Linked DNA regions of Mus musculus: region 2 is linked to region 1. The links are chromatin loops, found by intact Hi-C in ENCODE. Cell type or tissue: left cerebral cortex. All regions are shown on one strand. Each heading gives the region's core, and the rest is flanking DNA. Links, peaks and the distances in the headings are about the cores only.

Region 1 (2,918 bases), core at 245-2,744:
TTCCAGCCTCTCCTTGGCTGATCTTATGGAACTACTTTAGTTTTGTAGTGCAATAATAATTTGCTGGATTCCAGTGAGCTATTTTTTTAATTCAATATTTGCATTGTATGGGGTTCTCTAAAGGAAACGAACCAATAGAATACATACACGTTATGAACAAAGATTCACTACATTGGCTCACAAGATATATACCAGGTAATCAAAAAATGTCCATCTTTAGAGCGGAGAGGCTGAGAAGCAGATATCACCTCAGTCCACACATCTGTTTTCTTTCGATATCCCAATCTGGTCTGCAGAAGATTCCTGGAGTCTTGTTGGAATCTGAAGAAGCTGGAGTCTGGTGTCAGTGAAGGATGACAACAGCAGCAGTGACGCACACTGGGTTATTCACCCCTCTCTTAGCTTGTAGACTCAGGAGCATCGGGAGTGTAAAGTTGTCAGCTTCCTGGCACCTCAGCTCCCTGCCAGCAGAGCGTAGGCTCGTTGTCAGAAAATACATTAGCATAGCTAGTAACTGCAAACACGTAACTAGTACTTAGAATAGTCTAGGTATACCTAAACCCACTAAGGAAACTATGTTGTCAGTCCCTTTCAATGTAAGGATTAAGCTTGTGTGGCCTCCTGATGTCAGCCTAAGGCTTTCCAAGAAAGACTTTTCTTTCTGTCCCACAATCAGCCAGGATGCTATCTCCACCTTCCCAGCAGTGGATCCATGTGAGGTTGTTCTAGTTCTCCCCACATTCTAAGCAACCCTAGATTGTTAGATAAAGCTTCGGTGTCCTCCAGAAACATGCCAATTCACATTTTAAGGTGTTATACTTAAAATGAAGAGGAAGGGGAGAATATATTTGAGCCCTTTCTACAGTCCCTCTTTAGTATTTATCATTGCTTGTGTGAATGCTTCTTTCTCTACCTTCATGATTGGTTTGAACCACAGACGTCTTGTTGTTGCATATATAAGTATTTCAATAGAGATGCTAGTTGTTGGTATTAGGACCTCCGAAACCCCTGACATCACATAGGCGAGACTCGAACACCTGTTACCAAGGCAACAACCACCATATTCCCAGAATCCACTTGGCTCACCTCCCACCTTTACGTCATCACCCATATATGAAGAAAGCCCCCCCCCCCCATCTACCCTCCCCCTCTTCCCGCAGCCACCTTGCCCTCTCTCGCCCAATAAACCTCCCGTGGAACTATTTGGTCTGGTGTGGTCCTTCTGAAGCCAAGTCGAAGTCAAGACCGCAACACTAGTTACAAGTTTACTTCTTTTATTACTTTTTCCCCAGGTGGTAAGATGTAAAGCTTCACCAGTAGAGGGCAGCAGAGAGACTGTTGGAGGGAGGGACACTAGTTCTTTGACTGGAAAGGAACTCAGGAGACACAAGATAGTGCTCACCTCCTGGGGAGTGTTGCCAACACTCCAAAGGTTGGTCCCTCAGGTCTAGCTCAGCCAGTTTCCCAGTGTGTTTTACACAGACCCAGTTGGTGCCTTCCAGGCTGCCAGAACCCACCTGCTGAGCCCCAAGCCTGAACCACCTCAATGAACTTCTCTGCCCATCAGCAGACCACAGCACACTCCCCCAGGAGATCTGGACTCAACTCCGGGACTAAGAAAGGGCAGCTGTTGGCTGGGGAGGTGGCGCAGAGGTTAGGAGCGCTTGCTGCCCTTCCAGAGCACACACACTCTGTTCCCAGCACCGGCTGCCCGTGATTCCAGCTCCAAGAATCTGCATGCTGCATTCACACACACGTGACTAGAAATACCCATACACATGAGTCAAAATAAAATTTCTGTGTTTGGAAAGAGTGAGGACCTTCAAAAGATAGAGGACTCCTCTGGACTAATTCCTTCCTCAGCTGTTCCACTTCCATCTTAGAGGAAGACCCACCCTTCTACCTCCTACTCTGCTAGTCTCTGCTTGCCCGGTGTTCATTAATGCCTTATTGCTAACTAGTAAAGCTTGACTTTGAATTTCCCTGTTAAAAGCACGGTGATAGCCATCACTACTAGCACCTTACCAATACAGACAGGAGGCCCAAAGGTTCTCTTACTTTCTCATCTTTCTTAGCACATCAGTGAATCTCAGACCTCCATCCCCCACCCCAGTGGCTGCTGCAGAGATTGAAATATACTTACAAACAACCCAAACTTCAAAATGACACTGTGATCTTTCAGTACCTTCATTTTAATACCCCCACCATGCATAGTTATACTGCTTAAAAGGGAACTGCTATTTGGGGTATGTGTTCTCCCCACTTTTCCCAGAGTTTTTCAGTTCTCAATGTTTCTATGGAGATATCCTCAGGCATAGACTTTTTATTCAGTAACAACAAGTCTACTAAAAGGTCTACCTAGTCAAGGGATGGAGGTAAATATTATCAAAACACATTGTAAGAAATTCTCTAAGAATTAATAAAAGGGACTGGGAGATCCCAGTGAATGAGCTCCTTGTTTTTTATCTAAGATTTCTTTAGGCTGAACCTCCAGCTTTCCATCGATTCCTGAGCAGGCTTTCTCCAGCTGGGCATTAATTCCCATTGAGTTGTCTGTTCCTGAGTTTCCACTCTGGTATGATTTTCTGTGCCTCTCACACCAACTTCAGGGACATTGACTTGCCTTCTGACCTTACTGCTCCTACTGTTTTAGGAAGAATTGCCTTTTCAGTTTATTCGACTTTGTATTCATTGTTCTGATGCAGTGGCAACTCGTACACTTCTCAACGCTATGTAAATAGTTATTATATTTTATTGTCTAGGGAATAATACAAGAAAAAGTCTGTCCATGATCAATTCAGACACACACTCCTCATGGTGCGATGACTTCACAGTTGCAGAACCCACAGATTGAAAGCTGTGCCTATGGAAGGCCAGCCCTACTATGTGCTGAATTGCCAATTTGGTCCACTTAGAAA
Region 2 (2,918 bases), core at 156-2,655, 57 kb before region 1:
GGGCAATAAAACAACTGAGACAAAGTCAGCTCTATCTAAGGTCAGCTATATTCTTAGAAGCCAGGTGTGAGGTCTTTACACTCCCGGGGCAAGGGCTTTCACGCCCAAGCTATGGCTCTAATTAGGGAGTTCCCGCTCTGGCTAACCTTCTCATGAATAATGCAATACTCTAGTCTCCTTAAATCACAGCCCAATCTACTTCCTAAACCACTGTAAATTCCTGTATATGGGAGCGACTTGGCTTTTATTCTAAGTGATTGTGTGTGTGGGGGTGGGGGGGACTATTTTACTAATAAGTAATGTAGTCTGCCATACATAACTATAATAAGAATTTTAAACTTACATTGCTAAGCTTGCTCTGAGATTTCTATCTCTATGTAGTAGATAGTAATGCCTGATTTCTTTCACTATCTCTCTTACAAGACTAGAGGCAATTCAAATGTACTAAATAGGTAACATTCTTACTGAATTCAAAGCCAAGGACAACCTAGGGCATTGGTGACGGCCAGGAAGCAAAGTTAGATTTTGTTTAGGTATTTGGCAAGTCATTGCTTGGAGGTACCTATAATAAAACAATACTGAAAGAGAGCACACAGATCCATTTGCAAGGACAAACAAAATTGGAGCATACGTGCTATGGGATGCCACAGTTCCAGGAGACTAAGTTTCTGTGACTTCCAGGTTTCTAAACCTGTCAAGCAAGTCACTACTGGAGTGGATGTAGCACCCTATCATAAATTCCTTGTGAATTCCTTGCTTAGAATTTTGTCCCATACTTAGGCCTCTACTTAGGATGGTAGTCAACATCTGTTTTGTTGTTTTCACAAACCACTGGAGTGAACCTGAGCCCTCTTCCTCTGAAGAGCTGGTCAATCCCTACAGGCAGCCTCTAGCCCTCAGCTTTTACTTTCTCCCAAGGACTGCTTAGGAGAAAGTATGAAACAAGAAGCATTGAGGAAAAAGCATTGGAACTAGGAGGGATTGGTAGCAACCTATTCTTCCTATGCAAGGTCTAATTTATAAATCTACATTATACTTAGTCTAAGTCTATTTGACAGCTAAAAATATTTACATATTCACCATCTTTCTCTGCCAATTTCAAGAGATGGGATGCTTCTGCTCACTTCCAGAGCCTTCCTTATGCTGTTCTGGCATCCTCAGCAAACAGGTCAGAAAGTTGCTGCCGAGGAAATGGAATAGATATGTCCACCTAGAAGCCAGGTCATAGTGGGGAGAATGGGGCTGCTAATAAGCCTGGGACTCTCTAGGAAAGAGAATATAAAGCTGGGTGAAGTGTAGTTTTGTAGCCACATACATGATGAGAGCACTATGTCTCACTCGCAGTGGCTTCTCTTTGGCATCAGTCCAACTACCCCAGGAAAGGGATGCAGGAATTTTAAAGGCGTTATATAATGCACCGGAGTTTCTTTTTCAGTTTGACAGAAGCTAAGGTCAGGTTTCAGTGCATGTGATGAATCGGAGTGACAGGTATGACAAGAATGAGCAGGCAGAAGAGCAAGATACACAGCCAGCAAAGGGCACCAAGAGAAGCAGTGGGGTATGGCTCTGACTTGCCAAAGCTTTAAAAACAAGCTTTATTTAGGAGGCATGCCCTTACTTTTGCTAGACAGTTCTTGCAGCCAATTTTTTTTTCCTTTTACAAGAACTATTGTGTCATGCTACTCTATTTAAAAACCAAAGATCCAGGGAACCATAAAAAATCTGCACAAAAATCTGAAACTCATGATGCAAGAAGCAGAAATGTGCACAGAGTTAGAGGCCAAAGTGGCAACAGGAACTAGTGTTACACTCGGTACACTAGTGGAAATAACTCCTCTTCTAATTGGTCTGTTCAACCAAGTTTGTTTCACAGGTCTGTACACGTGAGAGAAGAAATTTGTTAGTGGGTCAAATACATAAATTTCAAAATTAACTTTGTATATTAAAAACATTATTATGTATCAGAATTGAGTTCATTTTAAGATTGAGCAATTAAAGAAATACGAAGTAAACCTACGAGAATAAAGATGTTAAAAAACAAATGAATCTTTCAGGTTTTCTTATTTTCCAAAGAGCTCTGTCCCCCTTAATCTCAATTTTGTCAGTCACTGAAAGAGTGCTGACTCAGCTGCAATTTGCAATATCTTAAGTCAATAGTGACCTTCCATTTGTGCGTGCCACTGATTCATCAAGCTCGTTGGTTACCATATTTTAGCTTTATGGATCCAGAATTTTCAGGACCCCTTGCCAAAGGAATTCATATGTGTACCTGTCTTCTCTGCAGTCCCTCTGCACGACATGTATTCAAAACACCCTCTAAGCAGGCTCGACTAGTGGTCTTCCCAGTCACTACAAAGATGGTTGCTCAGTGACTTCATCTTTGAGACTTTCCAGGGAAGCTTCTTCATTCCTAAATAAATGAGTGGAGGCAAGACAGGAATGCTCCCTGGGATACCTGAGGCTTCGCTCTAATCTGAGTTGCCCAGCTCTCTGACCTGCTCCTATGGGATAGCCTTACGCCTTGCCAGCATCTTCTTCAATCTTTCACTACAGCTTAGAATCCCTTACCATACTTAGAAGATGAAGGATGTAAACAGACCTTGCGTTTCTTTGGCTAAAAACAAAACAAAACAGACAAACAAAAATGCCCACAACCAACAAATGAGGTAGACAACTCATCACTATGTTCTTTTCTTTCCTTTCACCTGTTAAACATTGAAAACTGTGTGATATTGACTTTTCCTTAAGTTTCACCTGAGTAAGCATTTACTTTCCAGGATCTTCCATCAAGAAAACAACTAGATTATAAGATTGGAATTAATGCAGGAAACAAACAAAATAAGCAAACCTTTCTTGTTCTTGCTTTTTGTCCTTGAACAATCCTAGATCAGGCATGTTGAGTGGTATGAAGCTGTACA

Evidence for each region. Hi-C counts contacts between places; a loop is a spot of excess contacts. Peaks named below come from ENCODE experiments on the same cell type or tissue, not always from the same donor. Only the 100,000 strongest peaks of a DNase experiment are listed, where the experiment ranks them.
Region 2: a loop joins it to region 1, with 2.0 times the contacts of the local background. A loop is called at or near these places in 2 of 42 quality-filtered maps.

Annotation. Positions count from the first base shown.
Region 1 is chr1:51,457,864-51,460,781 of GRCm38, forward strand. No RefSeq gene overlaps it. Among named protein-coding and RNA genes, the nearest start is that of Nabp1, 19 kb to the right of the region's middle. In left cerebral cortex, for the core only: a CTCF peak has its summit at 1,326 (motif pointing right); DNase peaks (open chromatin) are centred at 459 and 1,428.
Region 2 is chr1:51,400,605-51,403,522 of GRCm38, forward strand. No RefSeq gene overlaps it. Among named protein-coding and RNA genes, the nearest start is that of 9330175M20Rik, 68 kb to the left of the region's middle. In left cerebral cortex, for the core only: no CTCF peak of the experiment used is centred there; DNase peaks (open chromatin) are centred at 1,133 and 1,532.